Linked DNA regions of Homo sapiens: regions 1, 2, 4, 5, 6 and 7 are each linked to region 3. A link is a contact called in ENCODE Hi-C or POLR2A ChIA-PET data. All regions are on one chromosome and are shown on one strand. The core of a region is the stretch at or near the end of the contact, and the rest is flanking DNA. Distances in the headings are between cores, read along the strand shown.

The links. A loop is a pair of places that touch in the nucleus more often than their neighbours do. ChIA-PET counts read pairs that join two places held with the same protein, here RNA polymerase II (POLR2A). Pooled maps may share reads with other maps.
Region 1: a map of CD8-positive, alpha-beta T cell shows a loop between it and region 3 (2.3-fold over the local background). The contact joins the enhancer-like site here to the promoter of LINC01806 in region 3. A Hi-C loop is called at or near these places in 5 of 168 maps with a recorded cell type or tissue (B cell, CD4-positive, alpha-beta T cell, CD8-positive, alpha-beta T cell and 2 more) and 8 of 50 pooled maps. POLR2A ChIA-PET finds 5 or more read pairs at or near these places in 2 of 52 experiments (activated CD4-positive, alpha-beta T cell and activated T-cell).
Region 2: a loop to region 3 is called in a pooled map, with 2.0 times the contacts of the local background. The contact joins the promoter of RBMS1 here to the promoter of LINC01806 in region 3. A Hi-C loop is called at or near these places in 3 of 168 maps with a recorded cell type or tissue (CD8-positive, alpha-beta T cell and naive thymus-derived CD4-positive, alpha-beta T cell) and 8 of 50 pooled maps.
Region 4: a pooled map shows a loop between it and region 3 (4-fold over the local background). The contact joins the enhancer-like site here to the promoter of LINC01806 in region 3. A Hi-C loop is called at or near these places in 2 of 168 maps with a recorded cell type or tissue (CD4-positive, alpha-beta memory T cell and naive thymus-derived CD4-positive, alpha-beta T cell) and 7 of 50 pooled maps.
Region 5: POLR2A ChIA-PET joins it to region 3 with 11 read pairs in activated T-cell. The contact joins the enhancer-like site here to the promoter of LINC01806 in region 3. POLR2A ChIA-PET finds 5 or more read pairs at or near these places in 2 of 52 experiments (OCI-LY7 and activated T-cell).
Region 6: a loop to region 3 is called in a pooled map, with 2.3 times the contacts of the local background. The contact joins the enhancer-like site here to the promoter of LINC01806 in region 3. A Hi-C loop is called at or near these places in 2 of 168 maps with a recorded cell type or tissue (B cell and naive thymus-derived CD4-positive, alpha-beta T cell) and 3 of 50 pooled maps.
Region 7: a pooled map shows a loop between it and region 3 (3-fold over the local background). The contact joins the enhancer-like site here to the promoter of LINC01806 in region 3. A Hi-C loop is called at or near these places in 2 of 37 single-sample maps with no recorded cell type and 1 of 50 pooled maps.

The regions. Positions count from the first base shown.
Region 1 is chr2:160,401,618-160,405,616 of GRCh38, reverse strand. The region is part of intron 1 of RBMS1 (RNA binding motif single stranded interacting protein 1); the gene reads left to right. Among named protein-coding and RNA genes, the nearest start is that of MIR4785, 4.3 kb to the left of the region's middle. Within about 2 kb of position 2,161, at least 8 of the 41 ENCODE cell types and tissues checked have a DNase peak (open chromatin) inside an H3K27ac peak, as active enhancers do; they include CD8-positive, alpha-beta T cell, where a contact is called at or near this core.
Region 2 is chr2:160,492,373-160,496,036 of GRCh38, reverse strand. RBMS1 (RNA binding motif single stranded interacting protein 1) reads left to right here and starts at 2,230. Exons shown (of 14, transcript NM_016836.4): 1 at 2,230-2,748. The coding sequence starts at 2,674. RefSeq lists a silencer at 1,803-1,982 and an enhancer at 2,169-2,689.
Region 3 is chr2:161,242,544-161,246,235 of GRCh38, reverse strand. LINC01806 (long intergenic non-protein coding RNA 1806) reads right to left here and starts at 1,497. Exons shown (of 2, transcript NR_110164.1): 1 at 1,341-1,497. The region is part of intron 3 of PSMD14-DT (PSMD14 divergent transcript); the gene reads left to right. RefSeq lists a silencer at 1,109-1,218 and enhancers at 1,201-1,701, 1,649-1,708, 2,938-3,047, 3,068-3,147.
Region 4 is chr2:162,009,946-162,014,014 of GRCh38, reverse strand. It overlaps DPP4 (dipeptidyl peptidase 4), which reads left to right. Exons shown (of 26, transcript NM_001935.4): 20 at 2,028-2,222. Among named protein-coding and RNA genes, the nearest start is that of DPP4, 62 kb to the left of the region's middle. Within about 2 kb of position 2,759, at least 4 of the 41 ENCODE cell types and tissues checked have a DNase peak (open chromatin) inside an H3K27ac peak, as active enhancers do.
Region 5 is chr2:160,369,816-160,373,739 of GRCh38, reverse strand. All of the region lies in intron 1 of RBMS1 (RNA binding motif single stranded interacting protein 1), which reads left to right. Among named protein-coding and RNA genes, the nearest start is that of MIR4785, 36 kb to the left of the region's middle. Within about 2 kb of position 2,004, at least 8 of the 41 ENCODE cell types and tissues checked have a DNase peak (open chromatin) inside an H3K27ac peak, as active enhancers do.
Region 6 is chr2:160,425,744-160,429,656 of GRCh38, reverse strand. The region is part of intron 1 of RBMS1 (RNA binding motif single stranded interacting protein 1); the gene reads left to right. Among named protein-coding and RNA genes, the nearest start is that of MIR4785, 20 kb to the right of the region's middle. Within about 2 kb of position 1,381, at least 15 of the 41 ENCODE cell types and tissues checked have a DNase peak (open chromatin) inside an H3K27ac peak, as active enhancers do; they include B cell, where a contact is called at or near this core.
Region 7 is chr2:160,702,149-160,705,703 of GRCh38, reverse strand. No RefSeq gene overlaps it. Among named protein-coding and RNA genes, the nearest start is that of RBMS1, 210 kb to the right of the region's middle. Within about 2 kb of position 1,408, at least 4 of the 41 ENCODE cell types and tissues checked have a DNase peak (open chromatin) inside an H3K27ac peak, as active enhancers do.

The DNA of each region.
Region 1 (3,999 bases), core at 912-3,411, 840 kb after region 3:
GAAATGAATGTGTAGGCATTATACAGACACAAGACCCCGGGTACCAGTGGTATTTGAGTCAAAGGTTTCTTTTGTTAGTATTTAGCCATTCACTGGGAAAGCACACTTCCAGCGCGGGGACCTGGTTACCATGAGTGACTTTGTGATCTCATCCTGGCTTAGCCTAAATGGGAAGTCTAATTAATGCTTTTTATAAGATTTTGTGATGTTAAGCTTCAACCTTGCAGTTCATATTAGTTTGTTCATTTTGATGAAAGAATTGGCAGATTTTAGGTATATGATGCAGTTTGATTTTAGTCTAGAAATACATAATCAGCTGTTAGAGCTGATCTCAGCTAATTTGCCAGAAAAAAAAAAAATGGAATGTAAGGAATACTTTACAGTCACCTTTGGAAAAAACACCGTAATGGTTTGGAATCACACTTGCATTATACATACATAGTAGTAGTAGCTAACTTTCATTGAGTACTTCACTACCTGCTGATTGCTGTTCTGAATGTTTTTGGCAGATTAACTCATTTAGTCATCTTAAAAGCCCTGTGAGGCAGGCAATATTTGTATATCCATTTTACAATTAAGAACACTGAGGCATAGATTAAGCAAATTGCCCAAAGTCTATTCAACTCAAAGTGCAGAGCCAGGATTTGAACCCTGACAATCACTCCCTTCCAAGCCACCACACTACGGCTGCCTGCCTACATGTACTGCTCAATAGCAACCCATAGAGAACTTATCTGCATCATAGCCCATCACCCTTCTAATCTCAGAAGTCCAGTTTAGGGATTCCTCCCACCTTTTTGGGGAGGGAGAACTTGTGAGCTAGGAGGTGAATGATGAAGCAAATGGATGATACAGATGGTAAGTTTGTGATGTTTGGAAGCAGCATTGATATAAAAATGTGGCTGTACTGAATGATTGTACAACTCTTAAAGCTTTCTACATTTTACATATACAGTCATCTCTCAGCATCCGAGGAAGATTGGTTCCAGGATGGCTCAAGGTCCTGATATAAAATTGCGTAGTATTTGTATATAACCTATGTACATCTTCTCGTATTCTTTAATCTCTAGATTACTTATAATACCTGATACTATGTAGATGCTATGTAAATAATTGTTATACTGTATTATTTTCAAATTGTTTTATTGCTATTTTTATTGCTTTTCCCTGAAATATTTTTAATCCACAGTAGGCGGATGCAGAACCTCTTTATACGGAGGGTCGACTGTGTAGGAGTGAGCTAGTTTCAGTTAAAGCAGCGGTGGTTGGTACTCATCTCTCACCTGCCCCCACGTAGTGTAGCTAGGGCATCAGGGAGTACTGATCTCTGGCATCATCTGGGATCAACAGGATTTTCCTGCCTCACAGGCCTGTGAGCACATTAGAAATACACCTGCTCAGCTCAAGTCAAAGTGAGAAGCTTTTGAATGGAGTGATAACCGAGTAGGCAGTATCTAAATAAAGATGATTGGTTCAAGTCTCAGTGGACAAATGTGTACGTTCTATTACTGTTGACTGTGACTTTGAAGTATATGGTGTTCATTAAGCAAATCCAATCTGATCGTATGAAAAGAGCACCCCAAAAACCAAAATGAAACCATTTATCAGGACTTTTGTAGCTATGAAAATATTTTAGTGTGTTTTGAAACAAAAAAAGTGATTTATACTCAAAGGCTTTTAGATATAGAAAATTGGTATTTTCATTTTTCCTTTGTGTTGTTTCTTGAATTCTTTTATTAGCTACTCCTCTTCCTGTTTCCTTCCATTTTGGAACTGCTTTCTTGAGGTAGCTAAGTTACAAACCAACCATACTTTGGTTTCTGCACATCGTGGCATGTAGGAAGGCCTTTTTTGCTAAGCAGTATGTTGTCCTAGTGGTTTCCAGTAGGGTTTTGGAGGTAGGGGAGTGAATGCAAAATTTTTCTGCATGTGTGTATGTGTGTGTTTATATCTGTGTGTGTTTAATGGTCTTGCCCTCCAATAGTTGTACTTGTTAAATGTTGCTAACTTTTGATGAGGGAAGTACTTATCTTCCCAGTTTAAGTAGATTTACATAGTTTACTGCCTTCTTCAAGATTAACTGGGTGTAGCTGCACGTGAGGAATTCAACAGTGATTCAGTGTTTGGCCTTGTTTAGAGGATGACATACAAAGCTGTTGATTAATCCTCTTCAGGCAGTTTCTGTTCACAGCAATTTGTGTTTAGTAGATTGGGTTTTGTTAAAGTTTGAAGATTAAACTTGTGCATAGAAGATATTTAAATGAACACTGCCTGAAACAGTCCCAATTTGTTGTTGTTTTAAAGAAAGTAAACGTCTTCAAGCTACAGAGATTGGAGGTTTAGTGGAGAGTAGCAGAAAGGTAAATTGGTATGTATAAGTAAGGTATTGGCCCATTTTTATGTTATGTTATCTCTGTGTATTTGTGGTCAGGTAGGATCTATGAGTCATGATGATGATATTTTAAAATCTACCCATACATAGCCATTTGAAAACTGTACAATTCATCGTGATTGTCCACTTTTTCTACTAGGGACCGTTTTGGCATCTCATTACATGTTCCATAGTTCACTTCAGGTTTTGAACATACTTCTAGTTTTTTACTTTTCCTTATTTTTAGAGATTACTGTCAACTGGGCTCACCATATATTAGTACTTTTATTTTTGAGACCTTTCTTAGGAGGGTAAGAGTCTATCTGATCCAGGTTTCTGAGAATATATTTATAAAGTACTCACCCAATAAATAAATATTTTAAGGATGTATAAACCTCAGTCATATTTAATCTTCATAGCATCCATATAGAGAAGGTCTGGAGTTTTGAGGCAGTGACATCTTAAGTGGCCTACATGGTGAAAGCTAGGTCCCTGGAGTCAAGGGCTGTGTCTGCTACTAGGAAAAAGAAAGCCCGTCAAGAACAGCTGTGGCCTCACTACACTTCCCTTTACTTGGCCTCCCAAAGACATGTGGCCCACAGTGTCCAGATTTCAGATGTGGGAATTGTAGCTCTTGAATGTATTAGTGTTTTTTTGTTTGTTTTATAAAGGCTTTCACAGATGACATACTAGACACTGAGTTAAATTTGAATTTCAGATAAACAGTGAATAATTTTTTAGTATAAGTATGTCCCAGATTTTCATCACACTGCATTTTTGAATTTGCTAAATCTAGCAGCCCTCTCTCAGGGAAATCCAATTCGCTTTTTAAAACTCATTATAAAAAAAATCATGATAATAAGACATACTATTACTTTTTCCACTGAAAAGTTTGCCCCTTAGCATATTCCTTAGGCCCTGATAACGCACGTTTCACATTTTACCTCCTTGAACCATTTGGTCCATGCTTCCGCCTGCACTCTACCTAATTGAAAGACTATGGCTTAAGTTGTGGCTCTACCATTTGCATGCTTTTTCACTTAACCTCCCTAAGTCTGAGTTTCTGCTAAGTAAAGATAATAGTGCCCACTTCACAGGGTAGTTGTTAATCCTTCTAAGGTGCTATTATTAATGTCCCCACAGAGCAAGCAACAGCGGGTGGTCCTAGGAGACTTCTGTGTGGTCTAGGGAGACCTTGACACAGTCGCCTAAGAATGGACCGTGTTTACAGCCTCTAAGAATGGACTGTGTTTAGAATGAGGGGCAGCCTGAAAAAGGGTAAGGACCTGAGGTTGAAAATGAAATTCTCAACCACATTTTTTTAAAAAAAGAAAGTACCAAGAAGTAGAAAAGTGGATCCCACCATATTTTTAAACAGTTGGTCATGGTTTATGCCCTCGATAGCAGAATTTGCTTCCTCTCTGGGGAAGACTTTCAATCCTTTCTTCTTTATTTCATGCAAATATATTAGGAAGGTAAAAAGAGCATTGATCATTCTTATCAGTGAAAAATGCTACTTTTTAATTTGCTGGAAAACAGGTTTGATTATTAGTATATGCACAATTATTTCCTGAATTCTTTCCTTTGTCTTGTTTGTGTATTTGATTTTCAAAGATATCGTCTTTGCA
Region 2 (3,664 bases), core at 981-3,480, 750 kb after region 3:
CTCTTTTTTTATTGATTATTTATACATTCTGTATACTAACCTTTTGTGTTATATGTATTACAGGTATTTAGTGGCTTTTATCGCTTTTTATAAAATCCTTCAATGAACCAGTGTTCTTAATGTTAACAGTCAAATCTGTCAATCTTACACTGTTGTTCCCCTTATTTAACCAATCTTTCCTATTTCAGGGTCAAAAAGGTATTCTTCTATATTGTCTTCTAACAGCTTTATACTTTTGTTTTTCACATCCAGGTCATGATTCACCTCAATTTTCCACCCTCCTCCCTTGGTATGTGTGAGGCAGGGCTCCCATTTCATTTTTTCCATATGATTGCCAGTTGACCCAGAATCATTTATTGAAAAGTTCATTCTTTCTCCACTGCGCTATAATACCAACTCAGTCATAAATCAAGTGTCTATACAAGTGTAGGTCTGCTTTTGGGCTCTCTAAAACAGGCTGAATTTCCATCATCCAGAAAAAACAGTAAGTAGAACAGTCTAAGTTTGGTAGTTTCCCTTATTACCTCAAACCTAGAACTTCTGCGATTGTTCTCGATTTACTTCTCTTCCTTCTGTCACTCTTCCAAACCATCATTCCTAGTCTTCCTAAAGCACAATTTAGTTCATGTCAGTTCCCTGTTTAAAAACATTAAAAGGCCCCACATTGAAACAATATGGGAAATATTTTAGGCTCCCCTAGTCTGACAGTGACCCATTCCACTTTTCAGGTCTGCATGCACCTCAACAGTGCCTACAATATAGCAGACATAGTAAATATTAGCTTCCTTATAGGCTTTTACATAGGTAAATGAGAGGGACATGATTTGCCTCCTGGCAGAGCCAAAATGTTCTCACCTATACTTATATTTATTTTGTTTTTGTCAAACATGTAAGATCTAGAAATTTGTCTAAACCATAGAACGATTATAAGGGTTTCAGGTCCTTATTTTGTCATTGTTTTAAAGTATCTTACTAAACCTATTTTAAAATGTTATCATATAAAAATAATAACTGTTTAACAAAATAATGCATTCCAGTTGAGTTTAATTTACCTTGTGCTATTAACAAAAGACTCTTCAAAAACCAAAATGACAAAGTAAACAAGGTCTATTTAATAACAAACACAGTTTTTTATTACATTTTATTAGATGTGCCGGAACCCTAATTTGAGGATGCTTGCTTACCTATGCTATCCGTATGTACATTTTGGTATTAGCTCTCTTTTTGAGCTGGAATATAAAAGTCTTCTGCAGGCAGCTTCGGGGACCAATTAATTCCATTAAATTATATCTAGTTATGTAGTGAACTGAACCACTGCTGGTCTGAGGCTGTCTAGAGCTGTGACAATTAGGAGATGGAGAGAGGCAGAAAGAGAGATTGATTTTATATGTCACTGAAGCACACTGCAACAATATGCCAGCGTGACTTTCAAAATGGCCTTAAAATATTCCAAACTCAGGGAGTTTCCTTGCTCCTGAGTGGGAGTTGACAGACTGTCTGGCAGCATTAGAAAGAGGCAGAGAAAAGCTGATGTCTATATTGTGTCCTCTAATAACATTCTGCCTCTTTGCGGCATCCCCCTCTTAGAAGGATCCGTCTATATGTTGTGAGGGGTGTGTGTGTGTGTGTGTGTGTGTGTGTATGTATGTATGTGCTTTGCCTCCCCTTGTGCAAGGGGCATGATTTCACGTCTCACATCTGGGAAAACCAAACCGAAGGACGCTAACCCTCCCAAGGTCACCTAGATTAGTCTTGTGGCCCCGGGTCGGGGGTGGGTGGGAGGAACAGAACCCAGGTGTCCAGACTCCAGCTTTGTTGGGCATTAAATCATTTTCCTTCCCTTGTGAAAAAAAATTACTGGGCGGTGGGAAGTGAACGATTAATCAGATTTCCTCTTTTCCCTTATTTCCCCTCCCCCTTACGAAGATAAAAACTCGGGAAAGCAAAAGAGGTGCCCGCCCTGCAGTTCTTAAGCTGGGTCCCCCCGCATTCCCCCTCCACCCCCACTCCCACTCCCATTTCCCCACCCCCGACACAAAGCGATCTGGACTCACAGGGCTTCCGCCCGTCCAACCGCGAGCCTGGGAGGTGAGGAGTGGTTAAAACTCAGCCCTCACCTCCAGCGGGTCCCGGGCTCGGCGGCGCCCAGGCCCCGCCCCCGCCCGCCCTTCCCCCACGGCCTCGGAACGCCAGCCCCTCTCCTCTCTCCACATCGGGCGCACCCACCCCAGATGCCGCCTGGCACCAAGCGCAGCCGCCGCTGCCGCACTTTCCACTTGTATTGATCACCTCTCAGCCCCGCGCAGCCGGCTCGCCCGAGCGGACCGCGGCCAGCGCGCCAGCCCTTGGCAGCCCCGGAGCAGTCGGGCTCCGGGAGGAAACTCCTTGGGAGCGCCCTGTCCGGGGTGCCCTCTGCGCTCTGCAGTGTCTTTCTTTCTGCCTGGGAGGAGGAGGAGGAGGAGGAAGAGGAGGAGGAGGAGGAGGAGGAGGAGGAAGAGGAGGAGGAGGAGGAGGACGTCTGGTCCCGGCTGGGAGGTGGAGCAGCGGCAGCAGCAGCAGCCGCCGCCGCCGCCGCCGCTGCCGCCGCCGCCGGAAAGGGAGAGGCAGGAGAGCCCGAGACTTGGAAACCCCAAAGTGTCCGCGACCCTGCACGGCAGGCTCCCTTCCAGCTTCATGGGCAAAGTGTGGAAACAGCAGATGTACCCTCAGTACGCCACCTACTATTACCCCCAGTATCTGCAAGCCAAGGTAAAGGGGCGCCGGGGAGAGGTGACGGCCGGAGGAGGGGGCCCGGGGACGCGCGCAGGGTCAGGCCTGGGGAGGGGGGCGCGCGGCGAACCCCCGCCACCGCCGGGCGGAGTTGCTGGAAGGTTGCTAACTATAGCGCTGGCCTGGGCAGAGCCGGGCGGCGCGCGGGGCGGCGGCTTCCCTGGGAGCGGAGTGCGGGGATCGGGTTACAGAAAGCCGCGGGGGGAGAGACTAGACAGGAAAGAGCCACCAGCCCCTTCCTGGCCCGGCCAGCGGGGAGGGTCGTGGGGTCGAGCGGCGCCCCTCGCCGAGCCCTGGCTGGCCGGCGGCCGTCGCCTGGTGTGCGCGTCTGGATCCGCTGGTGGCCCGGCTTTTCGACCCCTTCTCCAAGGGCCTCGCCCTGTAAGCTGTAACTCTTCGCTCCCCTCGCCGTGGCGCGGAGCCTCCCGCCCCCCAGGGACGCCCCTCCACCTCCCGCGCACGCGATGACTGGGGCTGGAGGGGCGGCGGGGCCGGGATATTTTCCTCCCCGCCTCCGGCCCTGAGCGCCCGCCCCTCGCCTCTGATCTTTGTGCGGTGTGGCACTTCACCTGGTTACTGATTTCTACTTTTACGCTGGTGTTTTGGGTAGAAAAGTGGCCAAAGTTCACTCGCGTTCATTGATGTCCCTTCTAATCTCTAGAGGTTTTGCAAAGGAGGGACAATGGGCAGATTTCAGTGCAGAGAAAGAAGTGACTTCGTATTTGGTTAAAAAAGAAACAAAAACAAAACTAGCTTATATGTTTGCCACAGATCGATTTCCAATGTTGCTTTTTAAAAAGTGACCTCGGCACACTCTTGGGTAACAACAGTTGATGACATGTAGCCATACAAATTGCGCCTGGCTTTCTAGGGACCCTGGGTACTTTGTTAGTGG
Region 3 (3,692 bases), core at 248-2,747:
GAATTCACTGTTTAGATTGAAGATTTTAAAAATCTACCTCAAATTACATTTATTAACAGGGCGACCAGGAAGTGTTAAAGTTGTTAGACACTTCATTTATTAAATAATTTGTGGGTATTTTCAGTTGTCATATCTAGAGTCATGGGGTTTGCTTATTTTTTTTAATTAGCAATCCAAAACAATGCTACTGCAATTTAACAATTCATCACATAATCTTGGGCTCTTCAGTTCAACTGCTAATGTTAGATAATTCAGATTGTTATTTTTGTCTGTTTATAAATGATTTTGGTTGCATTGTGCTGTGAGGAGAACTGCAGCAGCCCAGGCAGATGATCTTTCTCTTATTTCCTGCATTGCTCAGGATGGTTGAGGGGCCTTCCAAAAAATGCATTTGAGGAGTTAAGTTTAGCATCTAGCAAAAGCAAACAAGTGATGGGGCAGGGGGCACTAATAATAACTTGATTTATTATCATCACTTATTTACGTCATTATCAATTTACATTTCCTGTCTGTTCGGAAAACTGAGGAAGGGCCTCTTTGCCAAACTACATTTTGTTAGAATCCTCCATTTCTCTGATTTTCTGGGACGTTAGAAAGTATTGTCTTTCCTCTTCTTGAAAGAATCGGCCAACCATCAGAAAATTTAAGAAGCTCCTAAACATCCCTTTTCTTTTCTCTTTCTTTCCTCAGCCCTCTTCCCCTCCCATCTTGACATTTAAATCAATTTGTTGGGGTGGGTGGGGGGGAAAGAACAAGAGTTAAACCCACCTCAGGCAGCAGAAGTGGAACACATTAATCCTGACGTAGTTAACCTAAGAGAAAAATAGATTTTGTTTTCCTTTTTTAGTCGCTAGCTTTATTAGATTTCTCACTCTCACAGATTATCCGAAGACTACCCATTGATTGATCGCCCGTAGAGCTGCATTTGGTGTAATGAAAAAACTCACAGCTTTATTGGCTCTCAGGAGACAAAACAAACAGAACAAGATATTCATATTAATGCAAACAATGCAACAAATGAGGGGAAGAATCGCCCGGCTGAAGCGAGGCCCGGCGCGGCCGCGGCCGGGGGGCTGAGAAGGGCCTGGGTGCCTGTCGCCCGGGAGCCGAGGTTTCCCGGCCTCCCCCGACCCCGGGCGCCAAGAGCAGTCGGTCCCCCCGGCCTCCCGCCGGCAAAGGGGCCCTGGGGCCCAGGCGCGCGGCCCCTGCGTGGCGGCAGGCGGCCCAGGCCAGCGCCGGCGGCTAGAGAAGGCCTCCAGTCCAGGCCTCATGGAAGGGCCTGCCTCGAGCGGCCCCTCAACGCCCCGCAGTGTGGCACTGGAAGGGACCTAAAAACCCACCTGGCTTTCTCCTTTCCCCTTCCCCACGCTTCCCAGGGCCCAATGCCCGCATCTCAGTTTCGCTTTCCGGCAGGGTCAGGGGTGAGAGGGAGGAATTCTCAGGTGTCACCTCCTCACCCGCCTGGAGGCGGAGGCTAGAAAGACGCCGGGGCACTCTGGAGGGGAGGAAGAGGTGTGCCTAGAATTCTCTCTCTTAAACGCTCGCGTTATCACGGAGGAGACTTTATAAACACTTTAAACACAACACCAACCATTTTATCAGCAAAAGCGAGGGGAGGGGGGCGTACAGTAAATGCTGAGAGATGTTCGAGAAGCCCCAAGACGTTCCTTGCGGAAGGAGAACGGAAGAAAGAAAATTACGGGCGGAAAAAGAGTAAATATTAGCTCCACACCTAACCACTTCCCCAGCCCCAAACTAGGAGAGAATCTGCTAAGATTCAGCTTCATATTTATATAGTCTATGTGATGTTAAAAATAGGGTTGCCAAATATTGCATGGGGCATTCTTAGAGTAAAAAATTGTTATCTACCTGAAATTCAAAAAATTTAACTGGGCATCCTGTATTTTTATTGGCTAAATCTGGCAATTCTAACTAAAAAACATTCTGCTGAAGAAATCATATAAGAAGGAAGGCTCATTGTCTGATGTAATCAGGTTATTGGGGACATGTTTAATGGAACCTTGCCTGGAAAAAGAAATTGAGTTTCTCCTACAGCATACTTTTGTAAGCACATGGTAGGGTGGAGGAGGAAGAAATGACTGAAGCGACTTGGAAATGTCCTTACATTATATTTGAGGAGGAAATGACAGTCATTGTTGCCACTTCACTAGGAAATGGAGCCGGGTTCCTTTCCTAAGGTTGGCTGACTGGGTCTGGCCCACAGAAACCCTCCCTCCCTAGCCGGTAGAGCGTACCCTAGCATGTCTGCAAGTGGAATGTCAGTTACAGTGGTTCCCATGTCGGCATTAGTGCATATATTTTTTCTAAACCTTGACTATAGAGCCACGTTACCCATTGGTATTTAGTATATTTTGAAAAAAAAAAAAGAGTTGAGTTGAGAACTTTAAAGGCAAAGTCTGCTTTGAAATGTATCAAAGGCTTTAACCTAGAAATAGATCTCATCCAATAGGGTCTTGCAGATGCTGAAAGAAAAGGCTTTTGCAGTGCCAAAGGTAAAACCTCAGGAAAAACGCAACAAAACAGTGGGTCTTTGTATATTGAAGTGTGTGTGAGAGGGTGAGGAGTTAGAAAGCTGCTTTCTGGAGAAAGCCTGCTGCTTGCATTGCTTCCCCAGCCCCAGTTAGAGAGAGCTTTTTCAAGCAAGCTTTATCACCCTTACTGATACTTTGGATCCCCAGTGAGCTAGCCTTCCTTTTAAGCCAGTTGCTTGAAGAGGTCTGAGTACACCCACACAGGATGCCCCTTTATCACTGGCGGGTAGAGCTATTTAACAGCTGCAAATGGAGAAACTATTTGTCTAATGAGTGCTGTTTTCAGAGTTGATTCACCAATACTCTCAGGGGAAGATAATATAAGGCCGAGACTTCCTTCTGAGCTGCACAGCCATCTCCAGACAGTGAAGGCCAGGTCTGGAACCAAATGAAGTATTTGGTTGGTTTAGATAATGTTTTAGTTCCAGATCAATAGTTTTAGAAAATACATAAGCTCACTTCCAGTTCGTGCTGGTTAGCTATTTTGTTTCCCCCAGACAAACTCTAACCTAGAATTCAGACTGTTAAAAAACTTAGCACTGTGGTTTGGCAGTTATGGTATGGTTTAACTCCATACTCTAGAGGTACAAATCATTTTTTATCTTCTCTCATGTTAGTTTGTGTCTACAAAAATATGTTCCATGACTTGCTCTTCCCTCATTGGAGCAGGCCAGAGAGATGCTCAACACCCAGTGGGTTAAGGTGCCTCTTTTCCAAGCAGAAATGGACTGGGGCCCTTGTTAGAGTGGTGATAAACTGACAACATTGATTGATTGATAGATTGATTGATTAAGATGGAGTCTGGCTCTGTCCCCTAGGCTGGAGTGCAGTGGTGCGATCTCGGCTCACTGCAACCTCTGCCTCCCAGGTTCAAGCGATTCTCCTGCCTCGGCCTCCAGAGTAGTTGAGACTACAAGCATGCACCACCACGCCCAGCTAATTTTTGTATTTTTAGTGGAGATGGGGTTTCACCATGTTGGCCAGGCTGGTTTCGAACTCCTGACCTCAGGTGATCTGCCTGCCTCGGCCTCCCAAAGTGCTTGGATTACAGGCGTGAGCCACCTCACCTGGCCGACAACTTTAAATAATAAACCCCACTCCAGTGTCAGGTAATGTCAGGCCCCCTACTCTCTCTGTGGT
Region 4 (4,069 bases), core at 1,510-4,009, 770 kb before region 3:
GTTTCTCTTCCTTTAGTTCCTGAAATATTACTGCCGGCTATTTTCTATTCCCCTTTTTGGTGAAGAGAAGTGATAGAGGAGAGCGTTCGCTATTAAAAACTTCAAGTCTTTGAGAAAGTTAGGAAGTCACAAGTCTTTGAATAGTGAATGTGAACTCACATGAATTCCAAATATGACAGCTTTGTAAAATATTTTTTATAATCATTAGGAATACACCCTACTTTAATTTTTCTAAAATTGCCCTAGCGTCACCCATGATGCCATAATGTCAGGCTCTTCCTGTCCTGGCTTGCATCATTTCCTATATTAAAAACAAAATGAAACAACACTAGTGCAGGGACCTGCCGAATGCCAGGTGCTTGGCATCATTTGCCTTATTTTATTCACACAACAAACCCATATAGTAAGTTCTGTTGTTCCATTATACGGAAAAAGACATTGAAGGTCAGGGACATAATGTCTCTGTTGTTACCAGCGAGAAAAAAAAAGTGGGGAGAGGAAGGCAGGACCCAGATATTAGTATCAGACACAGCTTTGATCCACTATATTCACAGTTTCATGAAAACCACACATAAAAGCACAAAGAAAGGAAAAGATACATATTTTAAAATTCCAGATGTGTTATCTGATTTCTTTTCAAGTAAAATAATTGTAACAAATGAAGTCAATTCATTCGTGACACTAATTTGTTTTAGGCTTCGGCTCCAATGCTAAAAAAGCATCCTTTTGAGTGATATTTTTATCTTCTTTGACTTCCTAGTAAGTAACGATTTGATCTCCATTAGAAAAGGTTTTAAAAAATGGTAAATTTAATACATATTTCTGTTCAGTTATTTTCCTTTTCCTCTCTTTTAGGGTCTTTTTTTTTTTTCTATTTTAAAAAATAATCTTGTTTAATCTTGGGGTTAGGGAACTTGATATATATACCTAATATTAAGGCAAGCTCTTAATCTACCAAATTTAATATAATTGAGAGGAGCAAGGCATTTCACATGTGAAAAAATATTTGCTAGCTCAAGAAATGCATGAATGCATTTTCCTGTTTAAAGTTAGAATGTTATAGTGTTTTGTTTAAAACGAAAGTTCTTTTGACTGACCTCCCTAAGTAGAAGGAAAACATTAGCAAAGGCATGTAAGCAGAACTTGTCCTATCCTGTGCAGGGACAGTAAGCAGATGAGTGGAGAGATGGGCTGGGGAGGGAATAAGTTATTGGAGAGTATCCATGTCCAGGAGTTGTGTAGATGGTGCAAAGATGACATATTTAAATGAATTGAGATGAGCTATAAGGAGCTCCTCTTGATTAACAAGCAGAAATGAGAGTGCTTTACAGAGCTTTACAGAGATTGTGCACACAGCTCTGTGTAGGGTAGATGGTAGCCTGTGAAGATTGCAGATACAAGGGAGTTAAACTTGTTAGTATATAGAATGCCCAATGACATGCCCGTTTTCCAATGCAACCTGTTTCTTCCTCTGAAGTTTTAAATGTTAGCATTCATTCATACTGCAGTCCATTCCACAATGATTTACAGTCATTGTGAGCAAGACTGTGCCGGGTGCTATGGGAAATGCAAAGCATATGATGCAGAAGTCAAAGTCCTTAAAGAAGGAAATAAACTTGCAGTCCAGGAGTATTGTGTTAAGCTGAGATGGAAAGATATCCAAAGCTGCATTTATTGTTGTCATCATCATTTTTTTTATACCACAACTCCCCCTTCTTAACTATTAGAGAAATTATTTCTTTGATTTCCAAGATTACATTAATACTTCTAAAATCTTGGCCTATGAAGTCTGTGTTTGATAACTATCTTCAAAGACAAAACTGACAAGTATCTTTGAAGGAAATATACAACCATGGTAGTTGTGTTGCTAAGTTTTAGAGGACTCATTCTGGACACCCCATAGGCTGGCACAGTTTAAGGCTCATGATTGGGAAGGATGCATACTTCTCCACGGAGAAGAGAAATGTAAGCATTCCTCATTTGATTCCAGAAAACCATGAAAGCTAACAATTTGGTATTTTTCATAGGTATGCAGGCCCATGTAGTCAAAAAGCAGACACTGTCTTCAGACTGAACTGGGCCACTTACCTTGCAAGCACAGAAAACATTATAGTAGCTAGCTTTGATGGCAGAGGAAGTGGTTACCAAGGAGATAAGATCATGCATGCAATCAACAGAAGACTGGGAACATTTGAAGTTGAAGATCAAATTGAAGCAGCCAGGTGAGTGACTAGGAGATGAAGTCAAAGGTCATCTGATTTTTTTTCCCCTTTAAAATTTACATTTTAAAGCTGTAAAGTGTAAATAATTTAAAGTGTTCTGGGATGAATTTGTAATCTTTTATCCTTACGGTAGGTTTTAGTGAAGATGTTATGTTTAAATAACAATATATTACATTATAGATTGATATGAAGTTCAAAAAAAAAGCATTTCCTAAATTCCTCTCTGTATGAGACTCTAGAAAGGGAGTTGGCATATGTCCTACCACATTCTAAGAACAGAAAATCAAAATTCATCAGACTCGGGGACAAACTGAGGAATAAATGTACCCTAGTAAACATCTGACTAAACAAGCCAAGCCCATTCCTTCACAGTCAAGGATACTGTGTACATTTCCTTCAGTGTACATTTACGTCATAGGCAGTGACAACTCTGAAGTCCTAGGAGTAGCTCCTACAGTCTGGATGAGGGTGACTCTGCTATTTTGGGAAAATTGTGGAGCACAACCATCATCGGTACTATGTATAAGGGCTCTGTTACGTATGAACCACATCTCATTCTTGTGCTCTTCACTTATGGGACTATAACTAGATGTGATCTGGCTCAAGAGATGTTAACAATCAATGATGGTTACTCATAAGATGCATGTTGCATGAGAAGTGCTTTACCTGCAGGCATTGTCGCTGAAGCCCCGAGAGGTGGGTGTTCTTACCCCATATTTTAATTAAATAAATAGAGACTATTAGGTTAGGTAGCTTGCCAAAGTGAATCAGGATTTGAATCCAGTCTCATTCTGACTCTTATATTTAATTACATTCAACTGGTATGTGGGAAATGTAACTTTGAGTTTCTGTAACCAACAGCATGGATGTCTGGGGAAGCATAATAGGGAGGGTGGTTGAAAATAATGTTATGAAATCATAGACTAGGAAATGCAGAAGGATCCATGAATGATGAAATAGATGGAGAGAGGAGAAGATGACAATTGATTAAGGATTCCTGAGGAAAGAAATTCTCTTTTACTAAAGTTAATGATTAGCTATTTTCCTTAACAATTAAAAAATAGAGATTTAGAATAAACAGGGGATACATTTGTTTGAGAGTGAGGCTTTGATATTTTAAAAATAAACTTGTATCTATCCAGATCGCTCCTCTATGAGAGAGGGCATAGTTTCCAGGGTCTCTCAAATCTGACCAACAAAAGTCCTAAAATTACAAAATTAAGGATCTACTATATACAACCCCAGTTAAATAAGTATTGAGAAATAGTGCGTTTATACAGTGGCACACACTATTGCAGCAACTAAAAAGAGCTAAGCATAACAACATGGATGAATTGCATATACTGTTGAATGAAAGAAGCTGGACACAAAAGTGTACATCCTGCAAGATGCAATTTATGTAAAGATAAAAACAAGGCAAAAGTTCAGTGAAATTTTTATGGAATTCAATAAAAGAAAAACATTTCCTTTTGTCCCTTTGCAAAGAGGGAAATGCCTTAGAGGCTTCTGATAATATGCACAGGCCATGATTTCAAGGATACATTCACTTTGTAAAGGTTGATCAAATTATACATGAATGATCTGTTGCACATTGCTGTATGTCTGCCTCCTTCAATTTTACAAAGTTTACGTGGAAAAGATGAGTTGAAAACTATTTTAATTTTTTTCTAGCACTGCTTAACTTAGGGCAACCTAGGACATATTACATGAAAACACAAAGACTGTCAAAATCAAGATAGGTTAATGCAAAGGTCTGCAACCACCCACAATGCTAAAAATTTGAGTTCCATTTGTCAGGTATTTTTAAGTAAAAAAAAATTTCTTTTGATGTCAGGCTAATATTAAGA
Region 5 (3,924 bases), core at 755-3,254, 870 kb after region 3:
GAAATCATTGCCTTAGTCCCCTTACTTTCTCTTTTGGCCCTCTAGTTTTGTGGTGATTAATTTAAATTTAATGTCTTCAGTCTGGTATCTTCATATTCACACACCCATACCCCTTATAAATGCTGTTACAAAAACTAGATGGAACAAATTGCACAAAAACTCTTGTGTGTTTCCTGGCCCAGAGTTCTCAGTGGGCAACTTGGCGAGTCGCTGGAGTTCTTAGAAGAACTTTTGAAGGAAATAGAACAATTGGGCTGATAAGCATTCAGGAGCACAGAACCAACCCTTAAAAGATACTTGAATGATAAGGAATCTAATGTCTTGATGGGATCTGGAAGGAAATCTCAGTCAGTCATGTTGTATTCAACAATGCAAGTCTTAACTTTAATTCTTTTATCTGAAGCATAAGAAAATGATGGTTTATTCATGAACTTAGGTAAAGAGATTTCTATGTGGAGATTGCAGTTTTACATGCAAGGATCAACTTTGATGGATATCTTTGAGAATTAATTGTGAAACATATTGGGAATTTTTATTTTTAGGTTTTATTGGAATAGTGAAGGTAACATGGGCCCCTCTCCTTTGACAGGCTTAATCCAGCCAAAAAAAAAATTTAATACTCTATTGGTCAGTTTCACAGTCTTGAGAAGCTGCAAAGTTTTTTTCCAAACAAGGAACAGTGAAGATATGAGAACCAGTTTCATTAACTAATTAGCTATGTGATTTTAAGCTTTGATATCCTTGTTATCAAATGGGATTAATTGATTATTTCCTTAACTCCATGGTATGTATAAGTGAGACACACTGGCTGTGTAAAGGGGCCTTACTCTTCATTAATCTAGTAGCTATGTGTTTTTTAACATCCTGGCCTCAGGCATTCCTTCTCTGACCTATCCATAGGAGCAACTGATTCCTGGCCAGTTTCTCACCCCTCTCCAGTTCACCTCCCACATTTAGTTTTGTTTTTCCAGTTCCCTGTGCCAGAACTTCTCTTTCCAGCCACCATTCCCAGCCCTCTCTCAGTCACTCATATGGCCAAAAGGAAACAAAGAAAATGTTCTGACTGTAGTGATAACTGGCCCATGTGGGGGCCCCCCTCATTCCTTTTTGATAATTTATTTAAATTGTTAAATTCCTTTTACATCTTGAAAGCATACAGAGAGGAACTGGTGTATGGAAATAAGTGTAGCAGACATTGTCTTCACATAGTACTCAGTTCATTTCAGGCTTGATCTTATACTGTTTCCCTGTGAAAATGATAATGTTCTGTAAACTTCTGTCTGCTTTCAGGAGCAACTGTAGTGATTATTTTGCTTCTGGATGAAGGAAATAGTTGATGTATTAAACCAACCTGCTGTTTGGGATGGTGGTGGTGGTGGTCGTGGTGGTGGTGGTGGGTGTAGGGGCAACAGGGGTGGGAATGATAACCTTCTTGAACTATAAGGATGAAAACTTTAAAGAAGACTTGAAGAAAATTAAAGGGCAGGTCCTAGCTTTCCTTTCCCTTCAAAACGTACTAGAATTATTAGAGAAGTGGCTAAGTAAGGTGGGGGTGGGAAGAGGAGGACAGCTTCAGCTATAAGATTGGTCAGAGCACTGTTCTTTAGCCTATTAGTAATAGGAAGGAAATGAGACAATAGAATTTTAAATGACAAGTTTTTGTTTTAAAATTATCTTTGCTGCATAGAAATCTATAACAATGTACATGATTACTAATGTATTTTAGTTCACATGTGGTTAATTTTGTAAATGACCTTTAGATTTGTATTCATAGAGGAGAGACTATTTCTCTCTTCTCTATAGGGGGTGATGTGATAGAGAGGGAGATAGTATTACCCTGTGTATAGTTGCCCTGTGCCTGTTGTTGATCCTTTTAGTGTAGGAGGCCCAGTGGGGCTTCTGGCGGGAAGGAGGCATCAGTGTTGTCCATGCAGGAAGTGCTCCCTGATTGCTATCCATAGAGGAAGTCCTCCCTGAATGCTGCCCACACAGGACGTGCTCTCTGAGTGCTGTCCATACGGGAAGTTCTCTCTGAGTGCTGATGAACGCTCTTCCTGATGGTGCCAAACCACTCGTGCAGGAAAGGCTGAGGGTCTAATACAACCACCCCTTTATTCACGAGTGACTTTGTTTTCTATCCATTTTGGCATGCAAATTAAGCCCATATAAATATTATCAAGAAAATTGAATTAGCTTGTTTTCTTTGCCCTTGGAGATAGAAGAATGTAGTTTGTTTGCCTGACCTGATAACAGGAAAAATTAGGCTAGAGAAGGCTGAGAGACTACTAGGCTCTTTTGGGATGAGTGGGCACTTAGCATGCTTATCCAGCCACCAGGTCCCCTAATTAGATTGAATGTGTGTAAATAGTTGCAAGCTTCATCCATAGAGGGTCTTTTCACGTTCCAAGGCAGCTTCCGGGTTTTGAGAGGCAAAATGTAGAAGGACTACCAGTGATGAAAATGGAACTGGCTAAAATATTGTCCCTTTTTGTCCCTTTGTAAGCTTTTTAAAAATTTGTTTATCATTTGTGCTGCCAAGACACCTAATCTAACGCAAAGTGTAATTGCTGTAAATTTATCAGAGTTCTGAAGCTGTAATTAAAGGCTTGTCAGTATTTGCATTTTAATCTATGAATGAGGGTTTAATTTTTCACTGTTTTAAGTCACGTCATCCTAAAATGTTGACTCTAATGTTTAGCAGTAATATGCTGAAGCTTTCAGAAGTTGTTTGTAGAATTTATTCTTTAATGAAAAGATTTTTATAAAGTAGAATTTTTAAAACTGATTTTTTTAAGAGCTAATCTTTGTTTTTTTAATACTTAACAGACTGTGTGTTAATTAAGTCAACTTAAAGGCACCTTTTACTTTCTTAAAAAACATTAAAGGCACCTTTTACTTTCTTAAAAAACATATCTGCCAATGGTATTAAGTATCAAATTTCAGAGAAGCTGGAATTTGGTAATTAGTCAGCAAAAATGATGGGCACAGAAAATGAAAGAATACAAATAGAGCATTCAGGACATAGAAAGTGTTTTGGGGTCCCACGTAGAGTACTGTTTGAAGGCTCTGCTCTGGCTTTGTTTTCTAGCAGACCTGCGTTCAAATTCTAGCCCTGCCACCTTCTAAATGTGTGGCCCTGGCACATGGCCTAACCTTTTTTGAGACTCGGTTTCCTAATCTGCACAATGGGAGAACAATAACCTACCTGCCTGTCTGATTGAATTAAGTATGGTAATGTATGTAAAGTACTCAGCAGAGTCTGTATCTTTAGTAGAGACGGGGTTTCACCATGGTGGCCAGGCTGGTCTCGAACTCCTGACTCCGTGATCCACCCACCTCGGCCTCCCAAAGTGCTGGGATTACAGGCGTGAGCCACTGCGCCCGGCCCAGTTTCAGTGACTTCTAAAAACGTAATCTTGGGTTTAAAAATTTCTGCACCAGAAAATTAAAAATTGACAACCTAGAATAATTCAACGCTTCTCTCTTTCAGTTTTCTTTCTCTGTCTTCAGTTAGCCCCAAGAAAGAATTGATTTGGAAATAAAATTTGAATTTGAACTTTGTTCTGTATAGGATTCACCAGAGGCTAGTAGTCCTCATTGGGTACATTTAGGAACCCTCTTCTGCCTGGGATCAGATGCTGGGAGATTTCATTCCCTCACAGGGGAAACTTAACAGGGGAAGCAGGGAAGCACAGGCTGTACCTGCTTCCCACATTGGGAAAATACTGCAGTAAATATGGATGGCCATCAAATTTATATTAAACTGGCTCTGTAAATTCAGATATGTAAATCATAGCTGTATTTTGGCCAGAAATGAATACATAAATAAAAAAACCTACTACTTTCATGTCTAAATAATCTCCAACTAAGTCATACATCCAAATGTTTCTTTAATTATACAAGTGCATGCCCGCCACTCCCTTT
Region 6 (3,913 bases), core at 132-2,631, 820 kb after region 3:
ACCTTTAACATATGTGTGCTGTACATAATAACCATGGCATATATTCACCATAGCTATTCTAACTGAAGGAAAAGATATATTCCCCAAAAACCTAATTCTTGATTTAGTCTTATTGTTTAATTTTTTAAAAAGTGTACTACAATCATAGTTTTTATTGTTTCAGAGGTTAAATGCACTTTACGTGTTTACTGATACAAAGGGAATTTTGAACTCCCTCTAGTGGCAAAAGATTTTCTTTTATTTTTTCCAAGAGCTTACTTAATAAGATGGCTGACATGTATAACAACATAGTTTCAAAAATGACCTGTTCTTACCATCAGAAGATGCCCACTTTCTCCTGTGTGAGTTATGGTGGGTCCTTTAATCTCTTATGAGAAATGTTAACCTTTCCAAGAAACATTGATCATATTATATGAAAAAAAAGGAAGAAAGGAGACTTCCTGTTAACTTTAAAGTGCAAAAACTGCTAACTGCTCCCTTTAGTCAGGGTCTTAAATAAAAACTATTATATTTTGACAATTAAAATATCATTTTCCCTGGCTAAAAAGTAAATTAAATTTTAAATTTTTGCCTGAAGAATTATTTTTTGAACAGACAAATGTATTTAATTGAAACAATCTTTACATAGAAAGCAATAGATAACTGTTGAAAAGTGCAGCTTGGAAAGCACTAATAGCCAAACTAGGAGGATCATAGGGATCCCAAAGTGTTATGCTTGTCTTGAATTCAAATTTGGATTTTCATAGCCAATAGGGAAGGAACATGGTTATCACCATTACGCCATACAAAAGGAAGCACAATGTCAAAGGGCGGGAATAGAAAAACAGCTATTACAGACTTTGTAAATTAAGTTTTCTTATCCCCACCCCATTGCCAAAGAGAATTAATAATACTAATTAACTTAGTCTGTTACGGGTCCATCTATAGACAGATTTATTCTGGTTCTTTATATAGTAAAAGGACATTTCTGTGATGCTAAAAGACATTCTTTAAAAATGCTCTTTTCCCAGCTATTTGTGGAAGCCGATCCAACCTATCCTGTACTGTCTCGTAGGTTGACACCCAAAACCTCTGTTCTCCTACCCACAGTAGTAGGAAAATGGCCAGGGATGGTAAGAATCCATAGAGTTTTTTTCTTCTTCTTCTTCTTCTTTTAAAGCTCTAGAAAGTGGAACCTAGGATTATAAAAATAATTCCCCGACATGCTGTTTTGTTTGGGACTAAACTATGAAATAGCAAGATTTCACTACAATAATTAATCCAGCCAATAAAAAGTTAGACTTTGTTTCTTTCCAATACCTCTTTTTAGTTCGACATTTATAACTAAGTCTGTGTCTCTTGTGGTCTCGATTACATCCGGTGTTTTCAGCTGGCAGCATTTCCTCTGCTGAGGCCACCCCACGTTTTTTGCCAGGCTACATTTCTGTGAATATAAAGAGAGAAAACCAAGTTGTATTAGAGAGTGAAATTTAAGGAGAAATTGAGTATAACTTTGATTTTTGAAACAAAAACCAAGCCACTGTATTTGTTATAAACAAACTGGTGATTAAAATATGTAGGCTCCAGAAGTACATGGAAAGTCTTATAGCCATCTCGTAGCCATCCTGCATGTTTTCTCTTAAATATTTATAATAACCTAATTTAACTAACAAACAGAGACCAGAGATTCCCTTCCAGCTTTGCTTGCACAGATTTGAAATAATGAAAGTGAATTTGCATTTCTTAAAATGGTGTTTTCTTCCAGCTCTCATAGAAATGTTTTTGGAACAGTGATCTGTGCTAACAGCTGTATTCAATCTTGAGTAAAAGTCACTTCCTGAAGAGAATGAAATTCAACTTAACATTCGAACTTGCCTAGAACATAATCCTGTAGGGTGAGTGTACTATGTGATTATGAAACTGGACACAGGCACCCTGCTGAGATGATTTCTTGTAAATAATACCCAACAGAAACCATTAATCAGTGTCAGTGTTTTTAACTGAAGAATTAATATTCTAAAAGTGTTCCTTATTCATACAGATAACCGTCTTAGTTTTCAAGAATTTTAGTCTTTGATATTTTAAAAATGTAATTCCCTTGTGGAATTGGATCTATATGAAATCTCTATGTATTAATATATACCATCAGATAGACATAAATATAGATACAGATAAACATATATGTTTATATATTTAGGCTTTAACAATTTTTTTAATTGTGTCATTCTTGATTTTCAGGTAAAATTTATTTTTGACTCAGTTCTCTTTACCTATTCACTCATTTATTTATTGCAGTGAGCTCAATTTAAATAGAATTTTGTTCCTGGCCTCATAAAATTAGTTGTAGGTATATATATGGGAGGTACAGTTTTAGCTATGATGGATTTAAAAAATATCTCTTAGATAGTTATTATTGACCTCTACTTTCCTAAATATTATACTTCTTTATTTTAAAGAAGGAAAATGTTGTATTAACGTAACTTGGATATTGCTAAAACCTTAATGGAATCATCCCTTAGATGGAAAAGTGTCCACTGAATCTTCTGTTTTCTTTATGGATCATTATTTTGTCATCTAAACAATGAATGTGGAGTTTTCAGTCATAGGCTATCAAATTGATTAGAGATAAAGTCTAACACGTTAAGGCAGAATTAACAAACATACAGAAAAATTCCAACCATCTCAATTTGTAGGAATCAAAACCGTTTCCGGCCTTACTTTGGTAACAAAAAAGGAGCTAGGCTTTCTTCCATTCCTTGACCAAACCACTAAGTTGCCTTGAAGACCTTTGTTTATAATGTCTTCTTACATTCTTTTCCCCCTGACATGCTCCCCTCCCTCCAGCAGTGAGATACTAATTAAAGAGAGGCCACTGTGACCCTAGGTTGTTTAGAAGTCACCCGGAATGAGGTGGCGGCACAGATCTGGAGAGGAAGCGCTCATTCCTAAATATAACACAGTCCTTAAGACCATCTTGTCAAAAATCTGTTGGCTTCTAATAGCAAACAAAGTACCTCCTTTGACTTAAAAGGTATACACTTGAAACTAAAATGGAATCTCTAAAACCTACTTTAACAACATCTATATCCACTTTTTATAAGAATTGGCAACAAATAAAATTAACTCATGTATGTCACATGATAGTTTCTTTCAGAGACACTAAAATATAAACATTAAAAACATTTTAAATTTGATAAAGGATAATCTAATTTTTATGTTTGTTGAGGGAGAGGGAGCATGTATCTTGCCATTCCTTTTAAAAAATTAGAGACAGCTTAGATTGTGTATGAGAAGACTCTTTTCTTTTTTTCCCTCTCTCCTTCCCTCTTTCCTTCCTTCCTTTCCTTCCTTCCTTCCTTCCTTCCTTCCTTCCTTCCTTCTTTCTTTTCTTTCTTTCTTTCTTTCTTTCTTTCTTTCTTTCTTTCTTTCTTTCTTTCTTTCTTTCTTTCTTTCTTTCTTCTGTCTCTCTCTCTTTCTTCCTTTCTTTCGTTTGGACACCAGGCAACACTTTAATTGGGATGATAAAATGAACATGGTGCCTGCCAATCGTGGAAGTGCAAGGACTGCAGATTTTTCTTAATATAAGTGTTTTGAAAGACATGGAAATAATTTAATAACTTGCCTTAAATGAGCAGGTGGTGCTGCCTGACATTAAATTATTTCCTTCTTAAGTGGACTTGCTGTTGCTAAGTACTAACTTACAAGAAGCAGTTTCTTGCACAATTTTATTAGTGCTTGTTTAGCAGGATACTTCTGATTGCAAGCACAGTAATAGAGACCCACTACTGTTTGTGTTAAGTAATGAGGTGGAATTGTTCTAAGAATATATAAGGGAATAAGAATCTTAGTTATGAAACCCGATCTCAACAGAACCTGAGAAAGCAGCCTCCTAGGTGGGTCTATGGAGACCAGTTGGATGACAGTTTTCCATTCA
Region 7 (3,555 bases), core at 159-2,658, 540 kb after region 3:
CCTACTTCATTGCTTTTTCAACCTCCTGAGCCCTCTCATCTCTTTTTTCCAGTCTATCAATGCTTCTTCTGCATACACACATAAATACACACACAAAGGAATGATGCTGGGTATTATATCCCTAGTGATGGACAAATAAACAAGGTGAAAATGATGACAATGATGACAATGATTCTGATAAACGCATACCAGTAAGTGATCAAGGGCCTCCCTGGAGTAAACCCCATCCCGCCGGGTGAGAACGTACTTCACCCCCTTTCCAAAATCAACAGAACCTGATCAAAGCAAAAGGATTTGTTATCCCTCAAGAAACCTCCTAGTAGCTGATGGCTTTGCCAGTGTTATTGTTCTAAGCCCAATCACTTCAGATAAAATTATGATGCCACATTCTGAGACCTAAAGTATTTCCCTTCTCTGCTAACTTTGTCTCCTTTTCTCCCTCACCCTCCCTTGAAAACCCCTTTCTTTCTTAGAGTTCCCCCCACCCTCTGTGTCTTCTTCATCTTGGCTGGGAACACATGCTGGTCCCTCTGAGGGAAATGTCCGTTTAGCAGCCCTTGTTTCTCCGTGTGTTTTTGGTCTCCGTAGGCTGCTCCTATAACTTCTCCATACCTGCTCTCTAGACAGCTGATACTTATCAGTAGTGAAAACCTGCCCCAATGTGATAAATATAATTTTTGTCTGCTTGGCAGCAGGTTACACACAAGGAAGTGCACAGAAAGTTGCTAAAAGGCACATATTCCCAGGGTTACCTGGCTAACAAGCAACGATAAGGGAAGAAGAGATCAAATGAATTGGATAAATGCAGTAAAGAGAGAGAGAAGAGCTCAATGTATGATAAATTGTCAAAGATGCAGGTTTTGAGAAAAATGGACCAACTTTATTAAAGAAGATTTTAAAAGTTGTTTAGATTTGGTAACTCTCATCTTTAAAAAAAATACATAAAAACAAAACATTTCTTGAATTTCCCGCTAAAAAGTTTAAATCATTACAGTTCTGTTTTGTTAATTTTTGCAATACTTAAACAAAAAATGGCATAAAAAGCCCCACCTTAAAAGACCGTGTTCAGAACTGTTTTCTTTGTCCCTCTCATGTTCATACCAGTTGGTGTCCTCTTTCTGCAGGGGCCTTATATCTGTTCTGAGCCACATCATTGTGTAAATGCTCTGAAGTATGAGGTAGGAGTGGCTCCCTGGCAGTGGTCTCTGTTTGCATGCCCACAGTGATTCTAGAAAACATCTGGGCCATATGGTGCTCAAGTCCCGGATGCCAATTTGGATGTACTGAAAGAAGAACTGAAACATAGAAGTAGAGATGCCAAGCAGAAACCAGGGTAAGAGCAGGCAAAGTTTCTTAGGTTCTTCTCTTGGTGGGGGGACCTCAAACCCTACCAGACCACCCAGCATTGCAAAAACCTTCCTGGCAGGGCTGCAATCTGGAAGTGCAATTCCACACCTCACCCTAACCCAGGTCTGAACTACCACCCAAGGGGCAGGGGTCAAAGCTTCCCATTCATACCCACGTTCTCTGATTTGCAATCTTACCCTCAGCCTCCGTGTTGTCATTCAATTCAGAGAAAGCCTTTCAACGAGGCCACAGAGGTCACGGAGACGACTCAAGCTCTTGCGAAGGCGGAGTTTCCCATTTCCTGACTTAACATCTGCCACTCAGTTTGAGGCTCTCTTTCTTCCTCTTAGCTTTAAAGAAGAAAAATTATTGAATAGCCCAGGGCTAGGGGTAGCAAAAAAATCTCATTACTTCTTCTCTGCTGTCTTCTCTCAGGATGCATTTCCTAGTCAATATTCTTGCAACAAATCATTTTTAATTTGAAAGTCACACTCCTCCATAAAAATGTACACAAATATTAGGAGGCTAGGCAGGGAATTGCTGTGCTCAGCATATTGTAAATACAAGAACTGTTTCCCTAATGCAAGAGGCATAAATTATCAATTTATCTTTCCATGGCTGTCTCATCTGGTTATAAATGATAGCAGAGTTTTAACTAAATATAAATATTGAAGTTCATTAAACAACTAAGATTTCATCCAAAAACAAAAACAAAACAGTAGAAAACTGGGGCTTATGTCGCATCTAAGCAAATGAAAGCAGGGTAAAAATTGGTTTAAGTTAAAGAAAATAATATTTAAATGTTGCTTGGAAGTTGATTTAAAAAACAAAGTAAACCTAAAGACTTGAATAAAGATGAAAATGACCTTTAAATTATTTTTACTTTATTGCAAATAGAATTAAAACTAGTTATTGGCCCGGCACGGTGGCTCACGCCTGTAATCCCAGCACTTTGGGAGACTGAGGCAGGCAGATCACCTGAGGTCAGGAGTTCGAGACCCACCTGGCTAACATGGTGAAAGCCCATTTCTGCTAAAAATATAGAAAAAAAAATTAGCTGAGCATGGTGGCATGCGCCTGTAATCCCAGCTACTCTGGAGGCTGAGGCAGGAGAATTGCTTAAACCTAGGAGGCAGAGGTTGCAGTGAGCTAAGATCACGACATTGCACTCCAGCTTGGGCAACAAGAGTGAAAAACTCCACCTCAAAAAAACTAGTTATTTACTTGCAAATAATTACTGAGATTCTATGAAGTTTAATTCTGCAAGTAATATTTGTATGTTGCTTATCATAGACTAAAGTAGGAAGAATGAAAGTTATTTTTGTGTTTTTCCATGGACTTAGAGAACACAGTCTGAGAGATACTCCACGAGTGAGTTCAAGTAAAGGAGGATCAGTGTTTTACATTTCTGAATATGAATGTGGGTGGAGTGTGTGTAAGTGTATGCATTTATGTGAGGGGTAGGTGTACATAAATAAAAACACTTTAAGATTTTATTTACTTCTGTAGAGTTTGAAGTTTTGAAATCAAGCATATATGTAGGCAAAATGAAAAAAATTAATATAACATCTCTGCAAATCATTTGAGAATTGAGAAGACATCTTAGTAATTATCTCTTCCTCCCCTAAATTTACCCATAAGCCAGTGAAGACCCAGAGGCAGCAAGCGGTTCTCATTCAATCTATGGTGTAGAATTCAGGCAGCCTCTTCATGATGCTATTTTCATGGTGCAGTCTTCTCAGGGCCTTCCTAGTTTTTGTTTGTTTCCACTTAACATTTTAATTTTTTTAATAAAAAACAAAGTATAAGAGCAGAACCAAGTAGAATCCATATGAAAGAAAACCCATTTCTGCATGATTGCTGTAAATTGTAGATCCTTTGCCCTCAGGTGAACATGTCAGTGATCAAGCATTCATGTAAGCAACAAAGCTCACTTCAGAAAGACTCACATTTTAATTTACTTTGAACATCTTAAAGATGCTCCACATGTATACAAATGAGCACCTTTTATTCTTTTATGCTTATGAGAAATCTTTAATTCTTATGAAAAACACTACTTTTGTGTAAAAAAAAGTTGGTTATTTTTTGCTAATAAAGAAGTACTTTATTAAAAACTTTTTGTCAAAAAGAAAGAAAGAAAGAAAATGCCAAGTGGGTTATTTACTCTAGGTCTTTACGGGAGGCTACAAAACCAACCAGCAAGTATCA